3 separate regions of the Homo sapiens genome follow, and all the other regions are linked to region 2. A link is a loop called in an ENCODE intact Hi-C map of the cell type or tissue named here. Cell type or tissue: sigmoid colon. All regions are shown on one strand. Links, peaks and the distances in the headings refer to the core of each region. The heading gives the core; the rest is flanking DNA. Region 1 overlaps CDIN1 (CDAN1 interacting nuclease 1). Region 2 has its middle 22 kb from the start of MEIS2. Region 3 overlaps CDIN1 (CDAN1 interacting nuclease 1).

What was found. Hi-C counts contacts between places; a loop is a spot of excess contacts. Peaks named below come from ENCODE experiments on the same cell type or tissue, not always from the same donor. Only the 100,000 strongest peaks of a DNase experiment are listed, where the experiment ranks them.
Region 1: it touches region 2 in a loop (2.1-fold over the local background); 3 of 110 quality-filtered maps call a loop at or near these places.
Region 3: it touches region 2 in a loop (2.5-fold over the local background); 3 of 110 quality-filtered maps call a loop at or near these places.

The regions. Positions count from the first base shown.
Region 1 is chr15:36,591,852-36,597,894 of GRCh38, reverse strand. All of the region lies in intron 1 of CDIN1 (CDAN1 interacting nuclease 1), which reads right to left. Among named protein-coding and RNA genes, the nearest start is that of CDIN1, 15 kb to the right of the region's middle. In sigmoid colon, for the core only: no CTCF peak of the experiment used is centred there; no DNase peak of the experiment used is centred there.
Region 2 is chr15:37,119,849-37,125,891 of GRCh38, reverse strand. No RefSeq gene overlaps it. Among named protein-coding and RNA genes, the nearest start is that of MEIS2, 22 kb to the right of the region's middle. In sigmoid colon, for the core only: no CTCF peak of the experiment used is centred there; a DNase peak (open chromatin) is centred at 2,981.
Region 3 is chr15:36,801,565-36,807,607 of GRCh38, reverse strand. The region is part of intron 10 of CDIN1 (CDAN1 interacting nuclease 1); the gene reads right to left. It also overlaps the pseudogene CSNK1A1P1. Among named protein-coding and RNA genes, the nearest start is that of MIR8063, 170 kb to the left of the region's middle. In sigmoid colon, for the core only: no CTCF peak of the experiment used is centred there; no DNase peak of the experiment used is centred there.

The sequences.
Region 1 (6,043 bases), core at 669-5,668, 530 kb after region 2:
CAAAGAAGCTCCATATGTTTCAAGGTGTAGATACTACAATCCAGAAGCAAGGCATCAGCTTCTCAAAAACTTGACCTTACCATCAGATGACAGGAGAACTGACAGTCAATGAGATACTTCATGTGGAGCAAAGAAACCACAAAGCCATATAATATTGTATTGCAAGTCAGGCAGCAGAGTGACTTTAGATGAATAACAGGTTATTGTAAAAATACTGAAGGTTCTATCATACTGCACCGTCAGAAAGGAAAGATAAAGACGATGAAGTCAAATACAGTTCAATATAAAAAATAGTAAAGTTCCAATCTCCCAAAAGAAAAGAACGAAAAATAGGAAAATAATCTTGCTCAGTTTAATGCATGGTGATAATGGTACCTGGAAAATCCTAAGTACAGAATAATTTAACCCTTACAGCTTTATGTCTGAGCAAAAAACCACTTTAGCCATAATGCAGGGTTTATATGAAAGTGAGTGCCAGCATTAACAGATAGCTTTAAGAGTTGGGATGGTGGTAGAGAGGTTGTGTATCAAAAAATTCAGTAAGAGGTCACTGAGAGCATTGAGAAAAGAAAGAGTTTGAGCATTGCAAATTCTTGCTGGGACCCCTATCATCACCATCACTCTGGCATTTTATTTCCAAACAAGCAATGTATTTTACCTTTCTGAGATTATTTTCTGGTTACAAGCCAACCATTATGAACCTTTCAGTGAATCACCGAATAGGGCACTTAAAGGGATAAACAATTATAAAAATAACTCTGTCATAGGCACATACATTTTATTTTATTTAGTGATGTAATAAGCTTAGGGGCATATATCAGGTCCAAAATGGTCTTGGTCATTAATTTAAGCAATAAATCATAGGTCTTGCCAACAATGACGGCAAACAGATGCTAACAAGGAAAGGTATTATTTAATATTGCCACGTGTTATAAAAATGTAAGTGTGTTTAAGACATGTCTTAAATTTTTATAATAATATGCATTTAATACATTACTGTTTTGACACATGCAGGAATCAGATTTATAGGTCCCATTCTGTAGCTTCTTCTTCTGTGAACATGAGAGCATATTCTGGGTTTTTTTTGTTGTTGTTGTTTTTTGTTTTTTGTTTTTTTTAAAGAGGGGTTTATAGTGCATGTTTGCAACTACATCTAATTGGTTGTCTTGCTGTTTTGTAGTAAATAATGTCAGCATTGAAACTCATTTAAAAGAATGAATCTACACACTTTGCCTGAATTTGAAAATAGAACATTTAAAAATTATAATTTTTAAAGAAACATTACAGCATAAGAAATACATAAGAGCACTTTATATCAAGTTGGCAACTAATTTTTTTTACATTCATTTTGAACTGTTCTGCATACCAGGCAAAAATTACTACCTTAATTAATAAGTTTACAAGTAAAGTTCAATATTCAAAAATTTGGAAGTAACTAAGAAAAACTCCACTTTATATCTTCATGCAAAAATCCTAAGAATCAACAGTAGTATACCAAAACACAAAGTAATTTAAAATGGAGTCTTTCTATCCATAAATTTGGCAAATTATGCCAAACCATAATATTCCCCCTCTAATATTTCCTTTCAGAGCAGTAGGTTTATATTCCTTTGCCAGCAGGTCGAATCCTCCTAGGGAGAGGGCTTGTGAGAAAAGGGAATTAGGGGCTAAAAATTTAATCCAAAACTTCTTTAAAAAAAAAAAATGAGCTTTTTTTTTTCACATCAACAAGATACTGACTCTACTAAATATATTTTTTGTTAGCAATTATTTTGTTTGAGTTTCCTTTTCAATCAACTCTCCTAGCTGCCAGCATGGTCTTCCCTCTTTTTTGTGTAGGCAAGGAGTTCATTCTTTAGAATACTTGAGGAAGCAGTGCTCGGAGTATGGAAACTAAATTTTCTTCATTAAATCTACTGAAGCAGATATTAAAAATGCATTTAATATACTGGCAATGGTCGGTGGGCACCGCTGACTGTGACAGGCCAGTTACTGATGATATGCCGTCAGATGGCCTTCTCAGCAGGCGCCTGGGTCTCAGGCTGCTGAAGGACAGCAATATCTTCCCTTGTGTGTAAGCTCTATTCATCTCCCAAGTATTTACTAAATCACAGGCCTCTGCACACATAGCCCACGTTTTCAGCGTATGCTAACAAATGATGGATGGCCTCGTCAATTCGTTATGTCCTGAAAGCATGGTTTCCTGCCATTCCAATCATCAAACCTCAGTGCTTCAGAGCTGATCAGTCCCAGGGAATATATTTTGCAGGCTCGATTAAAAGAGTAGAAGTTCTTTCCATTAGACTCTCTGGCACTCTCCTCAACTATTTGTTGTTTCAACCAATTATTAGGGCAGACTATTCAATAGGTGTTCAGGTACTATAACATGAGCAGGTTTTTTCCTGATGTTCACTAAGGTGTAATTTCTTTTATGACAAATCAGTGGAGGTATTTGAAAATAAAATATTTGATAGAGAAATTCATGTTTTAAAACAATTTTCCTTCTAGGTACAGTGGGCAAAACCTTAAAAATACATTATATCATCATATTATTTTATATTATATTATATTATATTATATTATATTATATTATATTATATTATAATGTAAGTGTATTAGCCAATGCACTTCAAAGGAACTTCCAAGGCAATAGCCATTCTGTAAATCATCTAAGCCTTTCAAGACAATAATTCCCACACATTCTCTTAATTATAATCTAGATAAAGGCACAAACTGCTTAAAAATTCTCCTGACAGTTCCAAAGTTAGATGACAAAAGTTCAACTTGTCAAAGAAAAAAATCTTCTTAAAAGAACATTTATTTTCAGTTCCAAGGTTACATATGTCAGTTGTCTTTTCCATAAGCCATAAGAACATTTTTTTCTCTATAGCTTATCTATGGAACAGAAAATAAATAAAAGCACAGTCATACCTTTTACTCAGAAACAGTAAACTTCATAAAAACAGATGAACTTACCACAACTAAACAGAAAGCTGAGCTTTGAGGAAATGGGGTGGTATTAAAGAGCCAAACAACTTGCTATAAATAAGCTTCTTGAAATGCTAAAAAAAAAAAATTTTAAGTGCCGGACTCCCATTTAGCCAATAGCCACATAGGCACCAATACACCTCCAGTCAGTGTAAGCTCCACCACACTGTCCTGCCATTCACCTCAACCTTAACCTCAAGATTAAGCTCATTTTTATTGCGCACAAAGGTCATCTGTATTAGGTCAAAATTCAAAGTCCCTTGTCAGAAAAGGTTGATATATTCCAACCTTTCCTTCTCCATGCATCAAATTTTTCATGGTAAAGTCATATTCAGCAGACAGTATATTCAGCAATTTATTGTGCCATTGTAATACAGTGCAGAATACAATCGTCCAAAAAGCTATCACATGAATAAAATATTTTTCATGACTATGAACCAAATCTAGACTCCTTACACACCTCTAACAGAGGAAATACAACTAACCAAGTCTTGTTTCCATGCTTCAGAAGAGTTATATGGCAAATAATTGTCCCTAAAATATAATCTATAGCATAATTATGCTTTTGCTTCCATAGTCTTTGGGAATAGGCAACTTTTTTTCAAAGTGTCACTCAAATTTTTGAATGGTATTTTTTTTAATGCAAAAACATCTCACCTGTTTTAATACTTTTATTCAAATCTGGCCTAAGCAGTTTAACTGAAGTAGGTCTAAACCTGAAACCCTCTCTTTGATCTAGAACCTAGAGGAAGATAGGCTCTATGATACAATGAAAACTAAAGGAGAAAAATTACTGTCTTGCCCAATTCATTACTATTACAATTATGTGATTAGCAGAACTGCAAAAATAAGATAAATTAAAAGAAAACTTTGAAGGCACCATTCTAGAATACATCGTAATTAGTAAAACCAAAGTCTTAAGGAATAATCAATCCATTCTTTTTAAGAGTTTATGCAACTTCTTTGTGTTTACCACAAGGTCTTTTCACAATCAGTATGTTAGTATGATGAATGGTTTCAGATCATTTTAAAAACTCTCATTCAGCCAGGCGCGGTGGCTCAAGCCTGTAATCCCAGCACTTTGGGAGGCCGAGGCAGGCAGATCACAAGGTCAGGAGATCGAGACCATCCTGGCTAACACAGTGAAACCCTGTCTCTACCAAAAATACAAAAAAATTAGCCGGTCGTGGTGGCGGGCGCCTGTAGTCACAGCTACTCAGGAGGCTGAGGCAGGAGAATGCTGTGAACCCAGGAGGTGGAGTCTGCAGTGAGCCGAGATCACGCCACTGCACTCCAGCCTCAGTGAGAGCGAGACTCCATTTCAAAAAATAACAATAATAATAACAACAAAATAAAAACTTTCATTCTTCAAATTTGATTAATACCTATATTGAACACTAAATCAATGTTCACACTGACGTGATGATCTAGGGTATCCTATAAAATCTCCTTGCCCTGGAAGACTTACACCTGAACTTACATATTTACTGGAGTCAAGCTACTACCTGATAGAGAAACCCTGACTCTAAACCTGGTACTCACTCAAGTATCTTTCATAAATGCATAACCCCCTTCTTACTAAGTTGAGACAAAACAGTAAAACAGCTTCCAGATATGAGTGGTTGCATTTGAGAAAAGTAGACAAGAAAATACTTGGAAAGGGGTGGTTTTAGGCAAAATATTTTCAGTTCTAATATGCTGAGTCTAACTATCATAACCATAAATACCACTGCAACAAGCAACCATGATTAAGTAATGGTTCCAATAATATAACCGCAGTAGCAACCAGTGTAGTATCAGGAACCGTGCTAATCATTTTATATGTATTATCTTATTTCAAGTTCATAACAATTCCATTTTATAAATAAGGACTCTAAGGCACCAAAAACTGAAGAAACTTACCAATTAGGTATCTTCCCTCTGTTTTTATACTGGAATAACTACCAAATGAAAATGTAACATCTGAGCTTGAGTTTTTCTAGAAATAATTTCTGACATGATAAACCCTCGGGTGTACCACTAGAGCATTTCTAAATTCCAACAGAAAGGAAAGAATCACTGTAATGTCCCTAAACTTAGCTAATTAATCAATTTTAAAAAGGATTCACTTTTCTAAATGAGACATGTATATATGGCTTTAAAAAAAAAAATCAAGCAGCATTCTTTAGGCAAGTTCAATCAAATGTCCATTATGAATGTACCATAATACTTACAATATACTAGGTACTCCTCCTAAGGCCCAAGACTATAATTCCAGCTCCCATGCTAACTATAGTAAGGGAAACATAAGGAGAAAGCCCAACAACCCAACAATGACAAAAATCTTATAAGAATGAACGAGTTACACATGGTAGTAGTGTGAGTCTCTTTCAGAAAAAAGGCTACAAAAATCAGAACAAAGGGGGTGTAAAAACATCTATGAAAGACATCCCTTGGAGCCATAAGGTACAAAAGTCTCAGACTGGCGATAGAATGCAGTGGTGTGTGAGGCTTAACAACTGCCTTTGGTAGTGAGGGGTGGTAGGGCTGGAGAAGGGGCAAGCCCAGGTTGTACCATTTGCCAATTTCTGTGGTGTAAATACTCCTACTGTGGATGAATTTTAAGCTACCAATGTGAGGTCGCGGTTTGTAGAGTCTGGAAAAGATGCTCACCATCAGCTCTCACAAGCTGGAAAGAGCACCAGCATCCACTGGCTGTAGGCCAAATTCAGCCCACAGACTTGTTCTGTTTGGCCAGGAAAATGTTGGCCCACACAGTGCTTTAAAAATTCAAACAAATTGACAACATTTAAAACTCAGGATATTTTATTTTTTCTTAAAAAAAAAAATCAGATCTAGAGCTGCTTTCTAAAGAGTAGAAGGCCTGGCAGCACCAGGCCCACATTCCTGCATGGCACTGGATGGCTGGCATAAAGTGGCCACTGCCTTGTTGGTACACACAACTGTACTTTCACCTAGCTGCAAAACCAACCAGGTCAGCTTCATTCATTCACTTGTTGTTGATACTTGCCTGGCCCCTAGAGGGATGGGAGTCTGTTCTCTAATTTAAAAGCAT
Region 2 (6,043 bases), core at 518-5,517:
CTGTAAGTCCTATCATTTCAAACAACTCTTCTTACGCACACTGCATGCGTATGCAACGCGTGCATGCACACACACACACACACATACACACACACCAAAAAGCCACTGGTACAAAAAAGATCTGCATCAAATTAATAGTTACTTGCTGAACAAAAATAAAAATGTTTTTATTTAAATTACAAGGTTACCTATAAGGTATTAGGTTGGTGCAAAGTTGCAGTTTTTGCCTTTAAAAGTAATGGCTACACATCTCTAATCATTCCAAAGTATTTTTACAAATTGTTCTTATACTTTGAATTCATCTGCTCCCTGCCAAATAGGAAAACAACCACTAGACAGTATGCTCTACAATTGAAGTTATTTTACTGTGAAGAGATTTAAAGTTGACCAGCCTCTAAAGTCATGTGTGCTAGATGCTAATCTTTATTTTGGAAAGCAACTCTACAGAAGTCACTGCATGTTGAATTGTTTAGCAGAGCAAGCAAGCGCTCTTCAGGCATAGGCCTGACACTCTGTCTCTGAAAAGAAAACTCTGTCTTGGTGAGGGAATATGATGTCCAACCACTCTCTACCTGGCTGGGCTCCAAGTACATGACGAATTGCAAAAATACAATATACAAAAGGAATATTTATGTGTCTTCCTCCATCAGATACACAGTATTTTTTCTCCCATGTCACAAAACTTGTAACCGCAATTTACAAGTATATGCACAAACTGCTATTGATTTAACGATGCATTTCTTTGATGTCCCTTGCCTTAACCTCATTTATAAAGCTGTTTTGCATTATTTCAAACTGTCAATGATTTGTGACTCATGAATATTCAAATCTAATTTGCACTTACCTTTTTGGTATGCATGCTTACTTGCAATATGTCTCTACATTTGCCCTTTTGTTTTGTATTTATTTGTGGATTATTTTATTGAAATAATACTCTTTTAAAAGCATATTAAGTCTATTTTAAAACAACAGGAGTGGTTGATGATTGACTTTTCTTGGTCTCAGTGCACTCTGTATTTTGCCGCTTAGCAAGTTCAGTCATTCTGTAAACATGTCTCTAGTATTAAAAATAATCATCCTTTTGCTAATAGATGTCAGTTTCAGTGGGACGGATTTAGTTTGCTCAGCTATATGTCTCTAGGAAAGAGTCAACAAGTTTTAAATGAACTTGAGCCTTACACAAAAAAAGAAAAAAAGGAAAGGATTATTTCTGGTGGAAAAACAAAAAGTTCATGCAGAATTGAGCCCTTCATGTCAGTGTGGATCAACTTTTCCACTTACATTGTGGAATGCCAGAAATGAAACCTAATTCTCTCAAGCACTAAAAAACCCTTTTAGATGTCTTTCAGATGATGATAGCTAAAGGAGACACCCAGGACTTTGTGGATTGCAGGCATGTCACTAGTGATTGAAGCTCCAAAACAGCAGAGCAGGGAGCCATCTGCCTATAGAATGGATTTCTTGCAAAACCTGTTCAGAAACAAATGAAAAGTGTTGTTATAAAAAAAAAAATGGAGCAAAGCACACCACTTTTGTAATTGATTTCTGGACTCAACTGTGATTTCCAAGAAAATCCAAACAATTAACTGCCCTACCTTGCCAAAAAATTTTTTCAAATATTTATGTTTCATGCCAGCAGCTAAAATAGAAAAATACTTCATGGCATTTACAATACGATAGTTGCAGATTTCCTTACTTTTCTTCATGCTCAATTTTTAAACTTTGTTTTAAGCTGTAGAGAAATCACTGGTCACCTATTGCCTTCCATTGCATGATAAAGTTGTCCCAAAATTTACTAAATTATTCTACACAAAAAAATAAACACAGGTCCCAGTTCATCCCATCTAGCCAACAACATGTTTCTTTTTTACAAATTTCTCATAATAGCTCAATTGTAGATAATCCGTCAGGTGATATGATCTCCTTCCAAATGCTACTAAATTGCTATCTAACCTTTTTGTAGTTATTTTTTATTTAGAAAGCAAATATTTTTATTTTAAACAAAAACGTTTTGCTGTCATATTTTATTATTGATGTGTTTAAACAAACATACTCTGTCTAAAAGAGTTCATGTTTTCCCAAATTTATCATTTTCTTCATGACTGTTGATATCATTATTATTTCCTCAATTTTGAAAACCAAACATCACAGATTCACTGGGCCCCATAGTATGCTACCCAAAGCTATCTATCAGGTAAACCCCTTTACAGGATGCTATTTTTATGCACGTAACTAACCAATTTGTTACATGCTGATTTTTGACCCATGAATCAGAGGACTCCTCCCTGGGAGATAGAAAACTCTTAGGAACAAGGGTTTTAGCATTATGTTCCTTAATCCTACTACTAACTTGCTTTGTAAACCATAGTAAATTTCCTGAATCCCTAAGAACCTTAATTTCCTCATCTAGGAAACAGGGATGTCCCACTAATAATGATTGTGCCTACTTCATATTGTTATGAGAATTAAATGAGATTATTCAAATGCAATGCTCAGCATACTAGCTGGCAGTTAGACAATACTCAATATGGAGCTGCTATTTCCATAGCCCAATTTTTGCCAGAGTTGTACCTAGTTTCTCATCAATTATACTTTAAAGTAAGCAAACTTTGTCTTCTCAAAATCTATTCCGTATTTCCTCCACTGTATATCAGCATAACAGTTAAAGCATTTGTTCCCAACTCTAGGGCTAGGTCTAATCAATGATTGGCTCAGGATCCATGGTTAAGCCTTCCAAAAAGTCATTCAAATGAGGTATGAGGGAAAGTTTGCTGGGGTCTTCTCAATTTTTTTTTCACACATCTTCCCACAACAGCATCCAGAGAAAGAGAAACAGGCACTCTTCCTCTCAGTGTGGTTGTGGGAAGATAAGAGGCTCAGAGCTGCTGCAGCCATCTGGCTGCCAGCCTGAGGATAAAGCTGATACACATAAGATGGCAGAGCCAAGAAAATTGAAGGGAATGAGAGATGGAGCTTGCCCCACCTCTTGCCAATGGCATAACTTTATTCCCTTATTGCTTAAGCCACTTAGAATTGGGTTTTCTGTTACTTGCAGCCAAAAACATTCTAACTGATTCAGGGAGGCAGGCTAAAGAGCAGTCCAGTGCCGGAGTTTACAGGAGCATATAAACATGTTGTAACTCCTCCTGCCTTTTCTAAGTCAGTAGCCCAGCCACATCTCCACAATGTGTCTGTCTTTCTGAAAATAGAAAAAAGATTCAGAGCACATCTTCCAAGATTACTCCAGTCTCCTAAATAACCAGCAGCTCTTTTTGCCTTTTTTTTTTTTTTTTTTTTTGAGATGGAGTTTCGCTCTTGTTGCCCAGGCTGGAGTGCAATGGCACGATCCCAGCTCACCACAACGTCTGCCTCCCGGGTTCAAGCAATTCTCCTGCCTCAGTCTCCCAAGTAGCTGAGATTACAGGCAGGCACTGCCACGCCAGGCTAATTTTTTGTATTTTTAGTAGAGATGGGGTTTCTCCATGTTGGTCAGGCTGGTCTCAAACTCCTGACCTCAGGTGATCCACCCACCTCGGCCTCCTAAACTGCTGGGATTACAGGTGTGAGCCACCGCGCCCGGCCATCTCTTTTTGCTTTTGTAGAAATAGAATTCAAAGCAAGGGCACCCCTGTCTTGCTTTTGTAACCTCATTTCAGATCCGCAGTTTACAGAATTTTAGCGCTCAAAATGTACTCTGAATTTTACATTCTTCACGTCCTGGAAAATCACAACCTAAAGTAGAATGGCAACACATGCATCTAATCCAATGGCATGAATCTAAGTAAAACTTATTTTATGATTTGGTTTACGATTCTTTTGTTCCTATTTCTAGCTGACCAGTTTAATTTGATATACATAACCTAAAAATAAGCTGGTGTCTTTACGCTTCTTTTTTTTATCTATATAAGGACAGATCTAGTTTGCTTTATCTCTTAGGAACCTGAATAATAGGTTATATGATCAAAAGAAGCAATTCTCAGCTAAAAATCTAACAATGCACTTTTCATGGTCCCAGATCAGTTTGGTCTTTCTCTACCCCCTTCCCACCCCATCTGCCTCCAGCTATCCATGATTTAAATCTTATCAGGAGCTCTCATGATTATAGTTCTAGTGTTCCTTTGAATAAGCAGTGAGAAAAGAAGCCAGGTAATTGTGTATTGCTCTAAAATATATGGAACCACAGATCTGGAGACATCTTTAGATATTATCTAAAGAACCAGCCACAGATAATGCCAGAGACATGCCTAGGGTCACGCTGCTTGGAAGCAAGTCATCTGATTCCCTAGCCAGCATCACTGCTACTACACCACCATGCCTCTCAGGAAAAGTGGCTCTTAAAAGATGTATGGGTAAATAAATTACTAAATTTAACCTGTGGGGTGACCCTTTGTTGCTTAACTTATTTTCATGAGAATCTAACTTTATCATATCTCAGCTTTATGGTTATTTTTTAAAACTATGTATTTTAAGATATAGAAGGTCAAGTCACTACCTATTTTGCTGAAGATTTCTTTACAGCATGTTAAAATATGTCCTTTTCGGTGTTGCTGAAAACTGGAATAAAAGTAGCAAAAATATGTGGTTTTCTTATTGGTCCTCCTAAACTGAGACTTGATCAACTGGTGTTGAGGGCCATTGTGACTGTGGTCTTGCACTTGTTACATGGAGGACATTCATAGCCCACTGAAGGAGGAGCTCCTCTATCCATCCTGCAGTCCAGCAAATATCAATACTTGAAACCAACAATGGAGACACCGTGGCTAACTATAAATCTATGGATTTTTTACAGAAGATTTTCAAAAATCTAGAACTACCAAATGCTACTACCAGTACCAAAAAGCCCATATATTTCAAATGCCATAAAACACATACTTTTCATGAATCCATACTCTGTTAAAACACATACTTTTCATGAATCCATACTCTGTCAATCTTACTCATATATGTGAATTTCATAAATCATAGTCTCTCACACACAATAGTCTCTCACACACACAGAAACACAGAGTAAAAAACAATAATAACTGGTATTTAGAAATCAACTGATTCAAAATAAAAATTCTGACTTCCCCACAGTGGATGGGTATCTCTAACTTAAAAGTTTTTGTTTAATTCACAGTTGAAATAGGATCCTTAAAGAGATTTCATTAGACTTCATTTTCAGAAATATTTCAAAATTAGCTGCAAACCAATCATAAGTGAAAAAAACATCTAGAGTCCCTGGGATTATTGACCAACAGGAAAGGGACAAATGAGATTGTATCCAAGTATCCTTTCCATGACATCTTCGCTCTTCTTCTAGTATTCGTTAGGGCCACCTAAGGATTCAACTTAGGAAGTGTGGGGGGAAAAAAAAAGCACAGCAGAATCTAATTTAAATTTATTGCCTACCAGTATGCAATAAGTTTAAAAACTTCAATGACACTGTCTGGGTGTGGTGGCTCACGCCTGTAATCCCAGCACTTTGGGAAGCCGAGGTGGGTGGATCACTTGAGCTCAGGAGTCTGAGACCAAAACTAATAAAATAATTTCTAGTGATTATTTTATTAGTTTTATTCAATTAAATAAATTGAATCTGTAGTTAAGAATCGTTTTTTGTAAAAGAAGGCCAATATTATTTTAAAAAAGTTAACTTTACATAATTTTTAAGAAACATAATTTCAATCACATATTAAGTTATCTAGAGAATAGAAATGGGAGGAAACTCTCCCTAACTCCAATCAAATGTTACCAATATTAGGCAAAGAAGATTTGTGTGTGTGTGTGTGTGTGTGTGTGTTTGAGACAGGGTCTCGCTCTGTCACCCAGGCTGGAGTGCAGTGGCACGATCTCCGCTCACCTCAAGCTCCGCCTCCCGGGTTCACGCCATTCTCCTGCCTCAGCCTCCCGAGTAGCTGGGACTACAGGCGCCCGCCACCATGCCCAACTAATTTTTTGTATTTTTAGTAGAGACAGGGTTTCACCGTTTTAGCCAGGATGGTCTCGATCTCTTGACCTCATGATCCGCCCGCCTCGGCCTCCCAAAGTGCTGGGATTACAGGCG
Region 3 (6,043 bases), core at 669-5,668, 320 kb after region 2:
TTATCTGCAATTTTGTTAGCAGTGACTGATCCCCGCCAGGCAGACTCAGGAAGTGGCCCTATGGACTACTTCACCCATCAGGAAGTTGAGACCTTTAGGCTGGGTTCATAAAGATGTAATCACTATCAATCACTGCACACAGAGAGATGTTTTGCACATCAGTTTCACGTTTTTCCTACCGAGGGCACTTAATTAAAGGGCAGCACTACTTTTGGTGTAGTGTTGCAGGAATTTTACAGTGAAATAATAAATTATGAATGTTGGGTTAGTAAAAGCATGTCTAAAAACAGAACTGCTTTCTGTATTCTAACATTACAGCAGGCTGAACCATGCTAGGCCAAAAAGCTTTTGCCTTCCATGATTTATTATATGCTGTAGTGTACTTGCCAAAACTAACAATACAGGATGGGCTGCGAGATACTGTATGCACAGGGACAAGTTCAATTGGATGTCACGGCCTGGTTTATTTGGGGATCCACATTAGTGGGGTAGCCAAGTTGTATTCAAGATTATTTAAAACTTTGGGATTCCCCTCTGTGCAGGTACAGAACCATGAGATGGCAGCTCATCACTTGATCTTGTTCTAGAAGATGTAGGAACTGGGTATAATTAGAAGCCTTGGAGCACCAGGCCCACTGAGATTTATCAGCTGCAGATGTTCTCTTCTTCCTCAGCATCCCCAAAGAAGAGATTCCTTTGGGGTCAGTAGAATTAGGCTACCTGTGCACAGGTGTGTGGGTCCCCAGGCTCAAATGCATACAAGACGAAGCTCACACCTGCAGAAGAACTTGCTTCCATTTAACCGAGGGTTTCTTAGTAACTTTTAATCACAAACACTTGTCTGTAATTGGAACATAAACCATTGGTACCTTTATTTTACAAAGAGCTCTATGATTAGTGTCAAATGATCTCAGATTTGTCAAAACAAGTCTGGCAAGAACAGAAAGATTTGTGATTCTGTGGACCATGTCTGAGAAGCCACAAACCTTCCCATCAGTGAAGCACCCCTGAGTCACGGCCTTGACAGATCTAACATTAAGCTCAACACATTCTTCCATTTTATTATACAGCCATTCTGGAGACCATGATGTTCTTCAGAAAGGTGCTAATATTTTCACAAAGGAAGAAAAAAACTGTGATCTAACAAGTCACAGAGAAGAACAAAAGAATATATGGAGGTCATAAAAAACAAGCCCAGTATTTTAAAGATTTAATAAACAAAAACACATATCACCAGCACTGAGCAAGTGAGAGCAGCCTGCACTTTCTTTGAACAGCTAAATCATAAGCCAAAGGACACGAAGCATGACAGCTCTTTACGAAAATGGCATTTTCTAGGCAGAAAAGCCAGGCTGGGGAACACCTCAGTGCTCAAGAAAATGGACTTGTTTCACTTGTGAGGCAACAGATATTCCTGCAACTCAAAAAGGTTTTGCAAGATTGTGAACCTGAACATTTCATGCAGTGGTTCACAACCAGGATTCCCTAAAGATACCAACACAGATCTATGAACATTTTGAGTAGGATTCATTAATAAGACTCTACTGTCTACCTAAGTTTTGTGTTTCTTATGGAACTATGTTTAGGTTAGGTAACATTACCTCTGTCAATGTAGCTCAAAACCTCTGATTGACAATATGTCTCTAATTAATTAAGAATGAGGAAACACAATGTCCCTTTGTAAATAGAGATTGATACGCTTTCAAATTATGTGGTCTTTGGGTGACAAAAGCAGTAAGGACTTTAGAGGGTGACAAGTTTGGAAATTTAATGGCAGAACAAGATCTGGCCTTATTCCCAGCACCTACTTTAGTGCATTTCTGAGCCTTCTTCAACAGCTCAGGATCCAGAGATTATCAGATGCTGACGAGATAATCTTTCAGCAACCTACCTGTTTATGAAGAGGCTGACCACATTAAGCAACTTTATATAATCAATTTCTGGGTTATCTGAAGTAACAGGAGGGGAAGTTTTGGTTGCTAATTTGAAATATCAAGCAATCAAAAATGGTAGAAGAGGTGTAAAATAGGACCCTAGAAAATTTTTATTTAGGTCAAATGCAGACTTTTGGGTTGAACCATTTCCTCTTTTTGATGCCTATTCTTATTTACTGTGGCACCACTAGACAAAAATGAGATCACTGGGAAGGCAAATACAACCTTTGTGACCAATAAAAATCAAAGAGACTTTGTTAACAACATTGAAAAGAAAAGAGAGTCCTTGGGTCTGAGGAGATATGCACAGCAGAGGTTGGTCTGCTACTGAGATTGCAGCCCTCCCTGCCAGCTGGGAGACCCTCAGGAATGGGTGTCCACGGACATCTGAATTGATTCTGGAAACACTTTTTAAAGTTGACTATAATTTTATGGTTGCTATACTCATGGTCAAGTAATAAGATCCAAGACCCCCAATGGATTTTAAAGACTCCTGGGAAGCAGCGACTAGAATGTGAATGACGTTTGAATAAGTAATTTTGCTTGCAAATAAAATATCACCAAATTAGCAAAAACAACAAATACGCCTTGAAAAAATGGGAGGTGAAAGCCAAGAGCCATCACAGACCATGAAGGCAAGAAAGATGAGGTTTTTCATAAGTAATGACCCCTTATAAATATGTTCAAAATGTGTTTCTCGGCTGGGGACAGTGACTCACACCTGTAATCCCAGCACTTTGGGAGGCTGAGGCAGGCCAATCACTTGAGGTCAGGAGTTTGAGACCAGCCTGGCCAACATGGTGAAACCCCGTCTCCACTAAAGATATAAAAAAATTAGCCAGGCGTGGTGGTGCTCGCCTGTAGTCCTAGCTACTCTAGAGGCTGTGGTGGGAGAATCTCTTGAACCCAGGAGACGGAGGTTGCAGTGAGCTGAGACTGCACTACTGCACTCCAGCCTGGGTGACAGAGCAAGACTCTGAAAAAAAAAAAAAAAAAAAAGTGATTCTCTGGTTTCATTTCATTTTAGGGTATTTAGAGAAATTCAATCAGAGACGATGGAACTAAAGCTGGCCCTTCTGTGCATACCTGTTTCCTAGTGAGTATCCCTCTGTTTCACCATTTGTCTGTTATATTGGGACCCTGTTGAGGGTAAAGACCAGGTTTTATTTGTATTCATGACCTCCATGCCTAACACAGTGCCTGGTACATGAAAGATACCCTCAAGGACAAGATGGGCAATACAGGGTTAGCACTAAGATGATCAGACAGCTTTGCATTGGTTATTGAATCAGTGCGAGTCTAGAGACAGGGGTGCAGGCAGGGGTCAGCCATTGCCTCGGCATGGCAATTTTATTAATGACCAGAGTGAGCACACTAGTGGCATACTTACAGGTTATAGTGAAAATAATATAGTTACAACAATGTTCATTATTAACACTTTCACCCCACTTACTATGTGCCCAACACTGTTCTAAGCACTTTAATATATATAGAAGCACTTTATATATATCGAACCACTTAATTTGTATGCCAACTCCATGAGGTTGGTACAATTATTATCCCTGTTCTACAAGTAAAAAAACCAAGGCATAGAACAATTAAGTAGATTGCCTAAGGTCTCACAGCTAAAAAGTGGAGGAACCAGTTTTAGAACCAAGGCAGTTTGTGATGCACTCACTATGAGGTAGTGATCGGTTTACTAAACAGGGTGATAGAATGTTAGACTTTAACCAGAAAAAGAGAGTCAATGTCCTTTGCAATGGTTAAGCCACACCTAGGGCATTTTGGAGAGTTCTGGTGTCATATTTTAAGGGCATGTCTCCAGTTTGAAAGTCAACCAAAGGAGAATCCTAGGATATTTGAGGAATGGTTAGAATAAGAGTATGTCTGATTTAGAAATGAACAGTCAAGGTTCACTAACACACTCATCATGTTCTGATTTTGAGAGTGCTCTTATGGAGGAAGGATTTGATTCGTGCTGTAGCTCTCAAGTGCAGACTTAGGACAATGCTTGAAAGTAGCCAAGAATTAGATTTTGATTCCACACAAATAAAATTTTTTGTATAACTGAAACTTTCAAAAACATGGAGTGAGCGGCCTTGCAAAATAGTGACATCAGTAGATCTGTTAAATCAAGGCTGGGCTTTCATTAATTTTAAAAAATTGAACCAATGCATACAAATTGGGAATGTTTACACAAAATCCTGCATATTTAGCTTTTTTTGAGAAACTAATCAATCTGGCAACAAGCAACTGAAGATAAGTAACAGCTGCCCCCTTCAGATATAACCTAGGTTCGCGGGACTGCCACAGTCCCCACTGTTCTCTGTCACTTTCTGATGCCGAGGATCAGTGCCAGGTATACCAACTGAGCTTCTTAGCTCCTAACTTGCACTATACAGCAATACTCCTCCTTGCTGCATATCTAGGATGCTAAGGTTACATAAAATAAAGAATTCTCCATATTTTCTCCAGTTCTATTGTTTTGGTAAACTTGGTTATTGGGTTCCTGAAGCTGCATATTTGAAGGAGTTGGTTACAGGGAGAACACTTTGTCAGTCAAGGTGAATTCCTGCTGGCAAGCAGTGAAGAGAGACATAAAAATGCCCCAACTGTGAGAGTCCCTGGCTGTTTGGTGTTGGGGCTAGCAGGCTTTGTCGATCTCAACAGGTGTTGAGGACAGTGCAGGAAACACAAATGCTGCTTACATTTTGTTCAGTTTTAAAAAAGGCAGTGAAAGCTGTTAATGTATTTTTAAAAGATTATCACCAAGAATGTTTTAAAAATGGTACTTCAGTGAGTAAATTCTTAGTTTTGGAGAAAAATCTAGCTATCCTCAGATAAGCCCTGAGGATTCCAGATTGCGAATGTTGGACAGAATATGATATAAGTATCTTTCTGTTCAAGGTTTCCTGTAACTCTCTGAGAAACTCAGTGGTTCAGACAGAAAATTTGGCTCCCCAAATTCAGGAAGAACTTGCTTACTCTTTTTTTTTAAAGTATAAAACTAAATACTCCCCTTTCCTTGCCACGCCTCTAACACTATCCTATAATTCAGGAATTACTAGGATGAGGCATCTTTACTTATGGAGAATGGAGAAGATTATTAACTTCCTATTGTTATACTTTTCCTCAAGGCATCCTCTTCAGAGACTGTTGAAAAGAAAGGCAGATGAAGGAATTTAGAGGTTTCGAATCATACTATTAGATATCATCTTGCTAAATTAACCCCAATAACCCCTCGTTGGTTTCCTGAAGCCAGCTGAGCTTCTAGATCTCCACAGATTTCAGGGAGCCCTTGACCAATCATTATGTCTATAAAGATGCTAAGTACATATAAAATAATATAAGATCTCAATAATCAACAACAAAGAGGTAACTAATATTTACTGAGCAGGCAGTGTTTCAAGAACTTTTACATGTACAGACTAATTTGGTACTCACTGCCACCCTATGAGGAGGGCACTATGACTATCCTCATTTTACAGATGAAGAAACTGGGGCCCAAAAAGGGCCAGGTTTCGAACCCAAGCCGCCTGGCTCTATGGCTTACCCTTGTAACTACTATGCTTTACTGTCTCATTATACCTTGTGTTTATATAGCATTCTATAACAGTCATTTGACTCTGAAAAATATTTACTACACCTGGATAGGTGATAGGCAAGCAGGGGTCCAGAAGCAAGGCAACTGATCAAAACCCCAGTATATGAGTTGGGATCCACCTATCTACACAGGGAATAACTCTAAGTTTGATGTCAATAGTTTCACGCTAAAAAGTTTATCTGGCTACTTATTTCAATTTAAGTATCACCACATTTAGGAAGTAGATGGAAAAGCAACCCATAATTCTGGCAAAAGAAATGAAAATAATTACTTTTGAGGGAGCATATTTTAAACCTTTGACAAACAGGTGGAAGTAAGCTAGGGAATGAGAATTACAGAATCACTACATAAAGTTCAGAGAAGAGAAATGTCTCACGCTGTGAAGGGGTTCAGAAGTTATGGGGCAGAATCTAAACATGAGGGAAGAGGAGTAAATCCAGAACACTGCCACAGCTTGTTCATATAAATGGAAATAAACAGCTGGAATAAGTTATGAGGAAAACTG